Linked DNA regions of Homo sapiens: region 1 is linked to region 2. The links are chromatin contacts, found by Hi-C or POLR2A ChIA-PET in ENCODE. All regions are on one chromosome and are shown on one strand. The core of a region is the stretch at or near the end of the contact, and the rest is flanking DNA. Distances in the headings are between cores, read along the strand shown.

Region 1 (7,354 bases), core at 2,055-4,554, 110 kb before region 2:
AAATAAGCAAATGTCTCAGCCCGTATGTTACACTATACAAGGCTATAAGACTGAACTGGTTTTTGTAAGTTGATGTTTGGTTTTACATAAACACATGGGTGCATATACACACACGGCCCACCAAAAGATATTTTTCCAATCTATGTAGGCAGTATAATTTATGTTCATTTAATTGGATAATAATTCCAACTCACACAAAAATGTGAAAATTCAAGATTAATATTTTGAAAGTTAACATTTAAATGACGCATAAGATTTAGAAGTAAAAAAATGCAGAATTCATATCCACTGATATTAGACTATTTGAATGAGAAAAGTCAGTCCCCAGAAGTTTATATGTCTTCAAAAGGCCAGTTTCAATACCTGATAGCCTCAGCCAGGATATAAATGAGAAAATAAGAATGGGGTTCTTAAGGGAAGGAAGTCGGGAAGAGAGGAAGGATAAGTAAAAAAATTTCCCAAAATCACAACTTTAACTTTGGCTTAAATTTAAATGTTGTTTAAGAGTAAGTCATAAAAACACATCAACATAACATCATTTGTGACTGTGTAAAAAGAAAAAGTATCTGAATTGGTTAGATTCTTTTAAAAAACCCTACCCATTGGATAGTCATTTAAGTTTTCTCCTGGCAGAGCATTTCTCTTAACTAAGAATAATATAAAAGGAGAAATGTGTTCATTCTCGTTCGTGTTTTTCTCTTTGGGGGATTAGATCGGAACGCCAATCACAGAATTCTTCCAATTCCCTCTAAAATAAGTAATTTAATCAGATGCATTTTTAATGTAACTTATTTGGAGATTCAGGAAAGTAAGGTGACTTAATCAAGAAGCTCAGTAACTAGTGACACTATTAGGCCTTAACCCTGGCTCTGATAGCGCCAGATTCCTGTATGATTTGATGTAATAATTTAGCAAGGGATGTGTGTGTGTGGGGGGGGGGCAGGGGGTGGTGGTGGTGGGGTCACTACATTAATAAGACCTCAACGTTTTCAACATCTAGTAAAATACTCTTAAAAGCGTCAATGATGTTCTCTAAAGGGAAACATCTCCTCAGGACCAGGTCCAATAATTGAGAAACAAAATTCCACATTTCCAGCAGCTTGGTGAAGCATAAGTGACCTCTGTTCTAAAATCAGACAACATGGTTTCACTCTGGCCCGGTCATCACACCTGTAAAATTAGCCTAGAGCACCTATGCACAGGCTGCGGGGGCCGAGTGTCTGTGACAGCTCCACCTTCCACTTGCCGCCACCTCCTAGATGCCTAGTCTGAAAGTTTAAGCCAAATTCACAGAAAAACATGCGAGACCACATTAAGCATTTACGTAACGTATGTATACACAGTACAATACAGGATAATATGACGTAACACCAACTCAGAGCATTATGAACCGAGAGCGCCACCAAGATCCTAAAAACGTATAAAAGGTTTTTGTTACTAAAACTGCTCTCATGTCAATTTTTTAAAGAAATGAAACAAAAAATGCTATATACTCTGTGAATAAATACATATTTATATTATTTATGTGGATAAATACACACACACACACACACACACACACACACACCCACCCACCCACCCCCCACAGGGAGAAAATGGTCTGGAATGACACACAGCAAACTCCAGGCAGCAGTCACTTTGAGATGTGGGGATGGTAGACCAATCTCAGGGGATAAGGTTAGGGAAAATTTCAGTTTTATTTGCAATGAAGAAAAAATGTAAATGGGGCCGTATTCACATATTAATTGATTACTTGAAAATGGCTTTTAAAAAAAGATTTGAAAAACAAAGAAGGAAACTGACCAAGGCAAGAGGAAGGCTCAGGGTTAGGTGGGCTCCGGATGCTCTCAGCTCTCATGGTCCCAGAGACCAGTTTAGATGATTCCACTGACTACTTAATTTTTTTTTATTTTTATTTTTATTTTATTTTTTTTTTTAGAGAAAAGAGGGAAAAAACCAAGGAGGCTTGGTAAAAACAGGGTCAGGGTCACATCCAGCCCATTCGAGAAAAACTTCCAAGTCCACGTGTTTTCCATTTTTTTGGTGTCAAGACCTATTTACATTCTTAGAAAGTATGGAGAACCCTAAAGAGCTTTGATTATGGGGGTTATATCCATTGATACTGACCATACTTGAAAATTTTAAAAATATTTACTTATTCATTAAATTAGCAATAGGTTCACTTCATGTTAAGTAATATTTTATGAAAATAACCTTATTTTCAAAAAGAAACCAGCGAGAAAATGGCCATGTTGTACATTTTTGCATGTATCTTCAATACTCAACAGAAGACAGGCGGATCTGCCGACATGCTTCTGTGTTCAACTTGCTGTGATATGCTATTCTGGTTCAAGTATATGTAAAGAAACACCCCAGGCTCAGACAGACACGTCTGGTGGGAAAAGGGAGGTTTCAATGCTTCTCAAAAAATTGCCGATGTTCTTCTTTGCCTATGCTAAAATTCAACAAGTGATAGTTCCTTAAAGATTAGTTGCAATGAGGAATCTGAAACCATGTTGATGAACCTGTCAGTTACATGAACACCCGGCAGTGTGTCTTACACTTTGGTGGCTCTTCACCCACGCTTGTTTGTAGCATCGTTCGTTGGTCACTGAGAACACACTGCTGCATGTGGTGTGTGACCTTCCACCGTATACATCAAGAAACCCCACTTGCTAATGTCACCACCCCTCTCAGCAGAAGAGTCTGTGGCACTGGGAGCTGCCACATTTACACTGGCAGATAAAAGTTCTCCAAAGTTCAAATTTTTCTTGAAAGCTCAAATTTTACCATGGGCCAAAAACAGTGTCGCAGTTGTTTTCCCCTCAATTGATAAGCTCACTTCATAGATTTTCTAGAAAATATCAGCCAAATATTTAAGTCTTAATATCCACAGTTTGTCTGCTTTTTGTTCTGTCAAGTAAAAATGATTTTACATTACTATTCTCATAATTTAAAGTTCCTGGAAAAAGTGGCTATTTTGGCTCATAACTCACACATCACATGGGCGCTTTTCTTCGAGACGGCCATCACACTCCAGCATGCTAGAACGGCTTCATGTGAACTCTGCATTTCGTCACGCAAAATTAAAAAGGAGGCTGGGTGCGGTGGCTCACGCCTCTAATCCCAGCACTCTGGGAGGCCAAAGCAGGAGGATCATTTGAGCCCAGGGGTTTGAGACCAGCCTGAGCAACCCAGTGAGACCCCAGCTCTACCAAAACAACAACAACAAAAAACCACGCTGGGTGTGGTGGTGCTTGCCTGTAGTCCCAGCTACACAGGATGCTGCGGTGGGCGGAATGCTCGAGCTGGGGAGGTTGAGGCTGCAGTGAGCTGTGATTGCGCCATTGCACTCCAGCCTGAGCAACCAAAAAACCAAACAAAAACAAACCCAAACAAAAACAAAACTAAAAACAAACCCAAACAAAAACAAAACTAAAAACAAACCCAAACAAAAACAAAATTAAAAAGGTATACAAAAGAGTTGAGACTTAAAAAACCAGTAACTTCATGCTTTATCGAGGACATTCTTGGGTCAGACTGGTGTGTTGCTAGCTGAACACCGCTGTCCTGCTCGATGAAAGAAAGGCGCCATATTCCTCACCATTGCCTTTGCACCACCAGGGCAAACGTCCACACAGTGAGAGGTAAATTAGATCTTGGTAATCTTATGAGGCAGTGACGGCCTTGCAAACCCCCTGGAAAGCAGCTCTGTGACCCCAGGGGCCACAGGCTGCCCAGGGTGAACACTGCTCCATGCAAAGGCTTCAGAGTTCCAAGAGAGCGATTATCAAGTGCTACCCCCCTTTGAGAAGTCTGACCAATTACATAAAGCTGGGAAAAAAACCAAAACCGACAACCCATTCCTAATTATACATGTACAGAAACTGTCTACAAATGTAAACACACATATACAGACACCCTCACCACCCACCTCTTCCTTGAAGCCCACCAAAAATAAGAACCAGCAACTCAGGAAGAAGTGGAGGTGGTACTTTAGGGCTTGAGGGTTCTTCAGGACTTGTTCCCTAGAGTGAAACATAACTTTTTCATAAGTTATAAGTTAAAATACCATAATTAGAACACATTGCTCATGAGTAACACAACCAGCAGACAAAAATCCATGTGTATTATAACGAGGTCACATACATCGATGACAAACTGAAAAAACCTAATCACTGTTAACAGCTCAAATTCTACTGAAAACACCAAAATATCAACATTTAAAAACAATAAGATATAAGGTTATAGTTGGGACCCCACTTATTTCAAATATTATTTAATTAAAGCAACATCTGCATTTAAAAACAACTAAAGGGAAATGACACGGAAAGCCACCCTATTTGAGATTAACCACAGATATTGCTCACTTTTTTTTTTTTTTTTGAGACAGAGTCTCACTCTGCTGCCCAGGCTGGTGTGCAGTGGCGTGATCTCGGCTCACTGCAACCTCCGTCTCCAGGTTTAAGTGATTCTCCTGCCTCAACCTCCCTAGTAGCTGGGATTACAGGCACCCGCCACCACGCTGGCTAATTTTTGTATTTTTAGTAGAGATGGGGTTTCACCATGTTGGCCAGGCTGGTCTTGAACTCCTGACCTCAGGTGATCTGCCCACCTTGGCCTCCCAAAGTGCTGGTATTACAGGTGTGAGGCACTGCGCCTGTAATACCAACTTTTAAAGATGAAATTTCTTATGAATGTGATACTAAAACTCTCTTCTTCAAAAGAGTTAAAGATGAGGAGGGGAGATGTATATAAATGCCAATTTCTTATTTTACTCTAGACTTCACGGACTGGAGCACGGGAACAGAAAGACTGAATAGGGAGCATTAAGTATACTCTGAACTGAGGCCGTGGACATGTGCTTAGGACCATCTTAGCAGGTAACTATACACAATCTATAAGCAGAGCATAGTGCAAACTCCAGAGGTACTGATGATACTAATTTCTTCCAAATGGTGAAATGCCAAGCAAACTGCAAGAGATGAAAAGGCTGGGTAAAAGAGAGAGAGAGAGACAGATGAGCTTTGAGATGAACAAATACAGATAATACAGCTGGAGAAAAAGAAAACAGATTATGGCTAAGTGGCGGGGCCCTAGAGTACCATACGTGACCTACGAAAGAGACAACCACAGACACCATGAGCACTGAGTCTCACGACACTCCAGGCGCCATTTTAAGTTCTTTATGTGCATTCACTTAACTTTCAAAAAACCCCAAAGAGGTAGGTTGTATTATTATTCCCATTTCACGTTCCATTTCTAGAAACAGAGAGTGAGTCACATGCCCTAGACAGTTCAGCTTGCCTGGGGTGGGCGGGGTGGGGGATGGGGGGTGATCTGACCCTGGCGTGTGGCTCCAGGTCCTACCCTCAGCCACCAAACACCCTGCCTCTTAAAGTGCGGAGGAAACTTTGGTTTTATCTTATCTTCTAGTGTGGCTCAAAGGCAGTTACACTCCAAAAGACCAATAAAAATGCCAATAAACATCAAAAACGGTTATGCACCCCAAAAACGCTGTTTTGTCAGATGGTGTGGCCGTCTGTGCAGCTACTGTGAGTTACAACCAGAGGACCAACACTGGCTGGCAAAGACTCAAATATGAAAGGCCACTGCTCATGGCTTAGGAAACAGTAGCTAAGTTATTACATTTTCTTTGTACATTTTTTCCAAAGCAGACCCTTTTTAAAGATATTTCCTTCACCAGAGAATATTGAAATGATAAGAGAGCGAAACAGCCTTATTTTTTAAAAATATATTTCTCATCCTGGGGCAGTGGCTCACGCCTGTAATCCCAGCACTTTGGGAGGCCGAGGCGGGTGGAACACGAGGTCAGGAGATCGAGACAATCCTGGTCAACATGGTGAAACCCTATCTCTATTAAAATACAAAATATTAGCTGGTTGTGGCGGTGGGTGCCTGTAGTCCCAGCTACTTGAGAGGCTGAGGCAGTGGAATTGCTTGAACCCAGGAGGCGGAGGCTGCAGTGAGCTGAGATTGCTCCACTGCACTCCAGCCTGGCAACAGAGCAAGACTCCATCTCAAAAAAAAAAAATATATATACATATATAATATTTTTATATTATATATATTATATAAATATATATATTATATATATATTTATATAATATATATATAATATATATATAAATAAATATATATATTTATTTCTCTCAAACATTATGAAAAAGTTAAAATCTCCATAGAATTTCAATGAATAATTGTATATTGTATATCCCCTCAGCTAGATTCAACAACTGTTCATGCTTTGACATATTTGCTTTTTACCCACTTTTCTCTTTACCATTTAAAGTTGCAGAGATCACGATCCTTCACTTATTAATACTTCATTCTGCATTCCCTAAGAATAAGAAAAGTCCCTTACAAAAGTTGGACACCTTTTTACACCTAGAAAGTTCGCAGTAATTCCACACATCCAACATCATTCTGCACTCCACTTTCTCCAGCTGCCTTCAAAATGTCTCTAATAGGTTTGATTTCACACTTTTTAGAACAAGGATCTGATCTAGATTCACTCACGGTACCTGTTATATCTCTTTAGTCTTTTTTCTTTTTTAAACTAGAAGAGTTTTTGATTTATGTGTAATTCAAGGGCCTCAAATAAAGCCAGACTTCTACCTGCTGTGGGAGTACTGGTTTCCCCCATGCATTTTAGCCAGCGTCTTTCCAAGATGTGAGTGAGAGAAATGATTTATCCCACGTTTAGACCACTTGGCGGTCCTATTTCCAGTGTGACAGGGAGCGGAAACAGCGCCTGAGCAAGGCCTAGAGTGGAGTGGGCACCTGTGTCGCTCTTTCAACCAGCCGCCTTGTGTAAAGTCTGTCACCTTTTTGGTAGTCTTACTCTTGCACTTGGGTATAACGTCTGCTCAGCAGGTTTTTGCCTTGCAGCAAAAGCCATCTCCTATATGTTTTTCATTGAAATACGTTAACTACAGCGTATAGAGGATTGAAAGAAAAATAAAGTACAGCTTCTCATGAGCTTCTCATTCCACTGATGAGGTATTTAGCTAAGAAATACATCAGATAGGCCGGGTGTGGTGGCTCATGCCTACAATCCCAGTACTTTGGGAGGCCAAGGCGGGCGGATCACTTGAGGTCAGGAGTTCGAGAGCAGCCTGGCCATCACGGTGAAACCCTGTCTATACTAAAAATACAAAAAATAGCCGGGCGTGGTGGCATGCACCTGTAATCCCAGCTACTCGGGAGGCTGACGCAGGAGAATCGCTTGAACCTGGGAGGCAGAGGTTGCAGTGAGCCGAGATCACGCCACTGCACCCCAGCCTGGGTGACAAAGCGAGACTCCAACTCAAAAAAGAAATATAGTAGATAG
Region 2 (7,056 bases), core at 2,985-5,484:
CTCTTGTCTTTCTGAGCCCTCCCCAGAATCACCCTTAATGGTTCATTCATGGCAATGTAGGCGTTTTCTGGCAGGTACCCCCAAACTCTTCCAGTTCCAAAGCTGCTTCCACATTTTTAGGTACTTGTTACAGTAGCACCCCCACTTGGTACCAATTTCCTCTTAATACCATCGCCTGGGAGTTAGGATTTCAACACATAAATGTTGGGGGAACACATTCAGACCACAGCACCCCCTTCCTTTGAGTTACTGGTATCTTTTTGGGTGAGCCATTGAGAGGCAGGTGGAGCTGATCCATGGGGTGCCTGTCCTAGCCTCATGCCTGGTGTCCCTAACCAGGCAGTCACTGGAGGGGGACAAGCCCAGTGAAGGAGGCCAGTGAGGCTGCTACCCAACAGCTGTGTGCCATTGGGTGTATAGTGGGCCTCTCTGAACCTCAGTCTCTTCTTCTGTACAAGAAGGGTAGTGAATCTGGCCTCACAGTGTGGTTTTAAGGAGTGAGTGGGCTCCCAGCATTCTCACAGGCAGTGTGCCCTGGCTCCTAGTGAGGTGAAGACTAAGTGGGCTTGAGGCCCTCCCTTTGGCCAGAGCAGCTGTGCTCCTGCCTCTTGGTGTTTGGGTTCCCCTGAGATGTTTGTTGGAGAGGAGTCTTCCAGACCTCAGCTCATCTCTGAGCCTACTCCCTCTCCAAACACCTCCCATGGAGGAACGGATGCTGATTGGATTGGTGGAAGCTGAGTCACTGTTTGGGCTGCGTTTAGCAGTAGGCGTGGCCAGCAGGTGTGGTCGGTGGGCACAGTCACTGCATAAAAGGCCCCACCTCCCCACTTCTCGCTTCCTGGATCCCTGTGCTGACCAACAGGAAGAGGGACAGGTCCCGTGTGCCGGCCTGGGCTATAGGCAGGGCCTAGGTGACCTGGCTGGTCCACCTAGGATATATCTTGGGCTGATGTATCCTTCATTTCCTTCTCGCTGAAGCCAGGACCTCTCTCCTGCAGCCTCAGCTGGTCTAGCAAAGGTTCTGGATTGGTCGTGGTGGCTGGTGTTGGCCAGTTGGGGCCAATGTGAGATTATGGGGTCAGGCAGACCTCATTGCATTTAAGGCAGAACTCAGCTGTGAGCTGTGTGTTGGTGAGGAGACCGTTTGGTCACAGAGGCTTTTTTTTTTAACCTCCATATACCCTTTATATGTGAGCACTGTGGCCTATGGTGCCTGAGAACCCAAGACACCAAGCTTTTGGAACCTAAGTGTAGGGCACTGCTAGGTGGCACTAGCTTGGCCTCCTCCGATGAAGTCCTCCTCCTCTTTCTGTTTGGCACAGCATCTCCAGCCAGGGAGCGAGCTGTTTTGGGGGGCCCTTTGCCTCCACCGATGCCCCCACCACATGTTCTCAGCTCCTCTCCGACCTCAGTTCTTCCCTTTACCTACACTGGCCCCTGTGGAGCTCCTACGTGCGTGCCAGCAATGCCCAAATACCTCTCCCACCCACCTCCGGCCGTCTACTCGACGTGGCTAATGATGTTGAAAATGCCCCAAAACTGCAGTCCTCGCCTTCTGTCCCTCCCCCATCCCCCACCCCTGCCCTGTTTCCCTGCATCCTCCTCATCTGAGAATGAAGGCAACGGAGGCAGCGTGGGGCTGGTGTCCAACACAGCTGCCCAGGCTTGCCCTGCTGCATCTGGGCGGTGAAAGGAGGCCCCTCCAGATAGGACCCTTCCCCAAACATTTGCGCAGCTGCAGGGTGGCAGAAGCAGCAGACAGACACCCTGGGGCAGGCTGGGATCCAGGGCGGCGGGGCTGTGTCCCAGTGGGGATTATTTTCCCATGTGTTTAAAAGTTGAACCAGCCGTCTAGACCGTGCTCCTCAGCACTGAATGAGAGGGCCTGATTTGGGGTGGCTTTCTTTCTGCCATCTGGACGTCAGCCAGTGGCTCCTCTAAGGTACTTAGGCTTTCAAACGTGTCCTGGTCCAAGTCGCTAAACTACGTCACGCTCTGATTCTTCACTCCTTTACTTGAACGCCTCTTGGTTCCCCTGCCCTCAAGACCTTTTAAAAGTGCAGTCTGACCATGCTGCCCCTTATGGACAGTAGTGCACTACGTGTAAATGTTTAACGACTGCTCTGGATAAAAAGCCCCGATTGGCAGTGTTTGCCAATTTCCATGGTGTAAATCTGCCTGTCATGGCCAATTTCAAACTACCAATCTGAAGTCACTGACTATGCCGTGGGGAAGAGATCAATAGCACATCGTCACACAGGCTCTACTACACAGACGCACCACACAGAAATAACCTCAACGGCAGAGAAAACAATAAAGTATAGTAAAATGTTAGAAAGTTTTGAGTATTTATTACCTGTTTTTGAATATAATTTAATCTTTAATAATGGCTGTGCTTAACAACTGATCTGCAAAATTCCTGAAAATGTAATAGTCTGCTTGTGAGCCGGCACAAGCACACCCTGCTACAGGGTCAGACCCAGACTCCTGGGACAAAGCCTAAACAGGTGGCCCGCTGCTGTCCAGACTCACCCTCCTCCACAAGCCACGCCCCATGCCAGCTCCCTGGGTCCACTTGTGGGGCCCAGATGGACTCGCTGGTCTTTGCCCCTTCCACCCTCTGTCTGAGCCTCCCTCCCTTCATCCTTCCCTTTCTCTTTCTCACCCTCTCTTTACCTCTGAGTATGTATGGAGTCCACTGCTATGTGGCAGGGCTTTGCAAAGCCGGGGGATGCAAATGTGGCCTCCGCCCTCTGGAGCTGGGGTCCTCTCAGAGCCGGGTCTCCAGAACCATATGAAACTTCCAGATTTGGGTGAATAGGGAAGACTCCTTGGCTAGAGCTGTGAGGCCCTTTCTCAGCTGCTAACCCTACAGCAGCCCCCAGATAGGGCCCAGGACCCCCTCCGTCACCTGGACAATACCCTGTGTGTTTGCCTGCTCTCTGAGCCCACCCTGGGGCATGCATTTCCAACAGCTCAGAGGCGGAGCTCCTGGGCATATTCCCTTCCCAGATGGCCTGCATGACGACTTGGGGAGGTCCAGGACGGCTGTCCTTGGTGATCAGGAGCATGTGAGCACTGGTGGGGATGAGGGAGCCCAGAGGGTCCTACTACACACCCTGCACTGTAATAGTCTGCTTGTGAGCCGGCACAAGCACACCCTGCTACAGGGTCAGACCCAAACTCCTGGGACGAAACAAAGGACTTTCCTCTGTGCTGCACTGTGTGCACCCCTAGCACTTCAAATAAAAGTTTGGCACCTTATACAGGGAGATATTTTGCTAGAACATGAACTTAAATGCATGCAGTATCATACAGGTCGAACAGGAAGCAGTATGGGGGTGCACAGTGCAGCCTCTGGAGACAAGACCTGGGCTTGGTCCTGCCTCTAAGAGTCACTGCTGTGTGACCTCAGCCAAATTACTCAAATACTCTGAACCTCAGATTCTTCGGCTGTGTAAGGGCAACAACAAATACTTCATGGCTGGTTGTGAGAATTACTTGAGCTGACACAAGAAACATGCAACAGTGGCTTGCGTGTGCTGAATGGGCAGGAAGTTTTCTGCTGCGTAATTTGCGATACTAAAAGCAAAGATGATTATTGAGCGCCCTCTGGTGACCAAATGGTACAATTACACCTTAGATTGCGCCAAGCTGGATACTTTTTTATGCGGGGCTCAAGGACTCACAGGCCCTGCTGGTGGTGAATTGCCTGCGGCCCCTTCTTGCTCCATTTCAGTTCCTTGGCCCCGGCGGTAGGCAGCCTCCTCATTAAAGGGGAGGATTTCACGGGACAGGCATCTTCACTACACCTGTCCCGGGCTCTTCAGAACTAGCTCCTGTCTCTAATGCTCGAGGGGGATCATGGTCCAGCTAAGGAAGCTGGTCCCTGCTGCAGCTGGGCTGGGGACTGCCAGGGATTCGGGGGCCTTGGAAACGGAGACCACAGACCCTGCTGTGTGTGTGTGGCGCCAGACCCAGTCTTCATGTCTCCAGGTGAACCGCAGAGCCTCATTCTGGATTTTAAAAACCTAGTTGTTACTGGGCCTGCAGGTCGGCTGTATCCCTGCGGGTTCTCTGCAGCCCCTGCCCCTGTGGGCAGTCATGCTGTGTGCCAGGCACTGTGCTGGGTGCTGGGGATACGGCACAGCACCTGGGGCTTAGGTTAGAGGGGGAGATGGAGGGGGATTTGGGCGGGGACTTCTGGAGTCCTGTCCCAGGGTGTGCAGGCAGTGGGTGTAGAGGTCTCCTTCCCTTCCCCTAGCGCTTCCTCATGCACAAGGCCTGTGCTGACACCTGGGTCACTCTGCCATGTTCCCTGCGGCCTTGAACTTAGTGACAGCCAATATTTACCAGCTCTGTCCACGGGCCATGCGTGGTAGGCCTTTCCTCGAGCCCTCGAGATGGCCTTGCGAGGTCGGTACAACCTCCTGCCAGTACCATCCCCTCCATTCTGCGGAGGAGGAATCTGACCTGGAGAGGTCATGTCCACGGGCCAAGGGAAGTCAGGGTCAGGCTCTCAGAGCCCAGAAGCTCTCACCCCTCGGGCCGTGGTTCCTGCTGCCCCTGCCCAGCCCTTCCCTTTTTGCCGGGAAGCCTCCTCTCTTGGCCTGGGCCTCATGAATTTCCTCCTGAAGGGAGTTAGGGGCAGGAATCCGGCGCCAGCAGCTTCTCACTCCTCCCAGGGCTGCCTGTCAAGCTGGGGCAGAAGAGGAGGCCCTCGGGGCACGTGCCTCCGGCGCTGCCTGCAGCGGCCTCGCCCAGGAAGTGCGGCTCAGCGGGAGCTCGCCCCTGTCCCTGCCTCCGGGGCGGCGCCGCCACGGCCTGGGAAGGAGGCCGAGCCCCTGCTCCCGCGACCCCTGCATGGGCGGGGCAGGCCCCAGGCCCCAGCTGAGACCAGGCTCCCGCTTTTTCAAGGAACCGCCGCGCTGGGCCCTTCACCCACGTGCTTTCCCTGCGGCGGCTCAGCCTCCAGCAGGCCGGAGGGTGCGCGTCGGGTCCCGGCTCCTCCTGCGCTGGGGACAAGCGGCCCCGCGCCCCCTGTCACCCCACGGAGGCCTTCACCTCCCCATGCCCGGCCGCGGCGGACCGGGGGAACTGGGGGCGGGCCGCAGAGGAGGCTCGGGGCACGGCGTGGGCCCAGGGCCGGGCTCCAGGGAGGGCGAGGAGGACGGCACCCCCCGCCGGCTGCGGTCGCGGCTCGTCCAGGTTCAGGCTTCGGCTGCTCCCGGAAGCCCCTGGCGGGGAGCGGCCGCCTGCGGGGAGATCTCGCGCCCCGGCCGCAGGGCTGCACATGGACGCCGGGACCTGCGCCTCCTCCAGCCCCGGCCCGCAGGGTCCTGGCTTGGGCACCGCCCTCTCTCTCCCCAGGGCCCAGCTCGAGGGGCTCACCCGTGGTGAATATGCGCCGGTCACAGAGCACGGGGCAGCCATAGAGGCCACACTGTCACCTCTGGGGACTGGACAAAAATGTCCAAATCCACGGAAAAATGAGATGCCCAAATAATCTCTCATAATTCTTCACGTTAACATTTTGCCTTCTTTTGTCACGTTCGTTCTCTGTCACTCTTTTTATATATGTACCTTCCCCCCACAACCCACTGGAAAGTAATATTCAGACATTGTGACACTTCACTTCTATATAAATTTCCCCTTAAGCATTTACAGCATTAAATATAGAACATTAAAGATAGAACATTAAAGCTCTGTATTAGAAACAAAGAAAGGTCTCTCATCAAATATCTAAGCTTCTACATTAAGAAACTAGGAAAAGAAGAGCAACAGAAGTCCAAAGCAAACAGAAAGCAGGACATAATACATATAAGGCCGGATGCAGTGGCTCACGCCTGTGATCCCAGCACTTTGGGAGGCTCGAGGCGGGCGGATCACCTGAGGTCAGGAGTTCGAGACCAGCCTGGCCAACATGGCAAAACCCGTCTCTACTAAGAATAAAAAAATTAGCCAGGTGTGGTGGTGGGCGCCTGTAATCCCAGCTACTCGAGTGGCTGAGGCAGGAGAATCACTTCAACCCTGGAGGCAGAGGTTGTAGTGAGCCGAGATTGTGCCACTGCACTCCAGCCTGGGCAACAGAGTGAGACTCTGTCTTAAACAAAAACAAAAAAAAACCCCAAGTTAGTTGGGCACGATGGCACACTCCTATAACCCCAGCTACTCAGGTGGCTGAGGCAGGAGAATCACTGGAACCCAGGAGGCGGCAGTTGCAGTGAGCTGAGATCGTGCCATCGCACTCCAGCCTGGGCAACAGAGCAAGACCCTGTCTCAAAAACAAAACAAAACAAAACAAAACAAAAACCACCAAAAAACAAACAGAAAAACCATATGAGAGCAGAAACTAACTCAATTGAAAACAAAAGAGAAAACTTTTCTAAAAACATCTTTACTATTTACATCTACAATCTGTCTAGAATAGATTGTGATACAGGATAAGCAAGCCCCCAAATTGGGGCTTAGCCCTGGGGGGTTCCTGGCTTCCTCCAGGTAAGAATTCAAGGGTGAGCTGGTGGTGTTAGCCAGCAACGTTTATTGAAGCAGCAATGCACAGCAGTGGCAGAGGGACTGCCCCTTGCAGAGCAGGGCCACCCCTTAGACAGTGAGCCCAGAGCAGCAGCTCAGAGGCAGGTCTGCACTCATATTTATACCCATGCTTAATTATATGCAAATTAAGGGGTAGTTTATACAGAGATTTCTAGGATGAGAGCGGTAACTTCTGGGTTATCAGGTTGTTGCTACGGAAAGGGGTGGTAAATCCCTGGTGTTGCCATGGCAATGGTACACTGGCGTGGCACACTGGTGGGTGTGTCTTATGTGGAGGTGCTTTGGCCCTAGACCTGTTTTAGCTAGTCCTCAATTTGGTCTGGTGTCTGAGCCTCACCTCCAGAGTCTAATACCACCTCCTACCTCAATTGTTAGACATGATTTGAGTTAGGGGGTGAAGATACCTTTTTTTTTTTTCCCAAATATATATCCAATTAACACCAGCATTTACTGACAAGACCCTCACATCTCCAGTGTTCTCCTGTGTCCTTGTCATAAATC

The links. Hi-C counts contacts between places; a loop is a spot of excess contacts on that map. ChIA-PET counts read pairs that join two places held with the same protein, here RNA polymerase II (POLR2A). Pooled maps may share reads with other maps.
Region 1: a loop to region 2 is called in a map of CD8-positive, alpha-beta T cell, with 6 times the contacts of the local background. The contact joins two enhancer-like sites. A Hi-C loop is called at or near these places in 10 of 168 maps with a recorded cell type or tissue (CD14-positive monocyte, CD4-positive, alpha-beta T cell, CD4-positive, alpha-beta memory T cell and 4 more), 4 of 37 single-sample maps with no recorded cell type and 16 of 50 pooled maps. POLR2A ChIA-PET finds 5 or more read pairs at or near these places in 25 of 52 experiments (CD4-positive, alpha-beta T cell, CD4-positive, alpha-beta memory T cell, CD8-positive, alpha-beta T cell and 16 more).

Annotation. Positions count from the first base shown.
Region 1 is chr14:101,815,666-101,823,019 of GRCh38, reverse strand. The region is part of intron 3 of PPP2R5C (protein phosphatase 2 regulatory subunit B'gamma); the gene reads right to left. Among named protein-coding and RNA genes, the nearest start is that of PPP2R5C, 58 kb to the right of the region's middle. RefSeq lists an enhancer at 2,237-2,496. Within about 2 kb of position 3,304, at least 10 of the 41 ENCODE cell types and tissues checked have a DNase peak (open chromatin) inside an H3K27ac peak, as active enhancers do; they include CD4-positive, alpha-beta T cell, CD8-positive, alpha-beta T cell and natural killer cell, where a contact is called at or near this core.
Region 2 is chr14:101,704,034-101,711,089 of GRCh38, reverse strand. The region is part of intron 1 of LINC02320 (long intergenic non-protein coding RNA 2320); the gene reads left to right. Among named protein-coding and RNA genes, the nearest start is that of LINC00239, 23 kb to the left of the region's middle. RefSeq lists an enhancer at 2,631-3,401 and silencers at 4,808-5,077, 5,088-5,207, 5,288-5,347. Within about 2 kb of position 4,234, at least 27 of the 41 ENCODE cell types and tissues checked have a DNase peak (open chromatin) inside an H3K27ac peak, as active enhancers do; they include CD4-positive, alpha-beta T cell, CD8-positive, alpha-beta T cell and natural killer cell, where a contact is called at or near this core.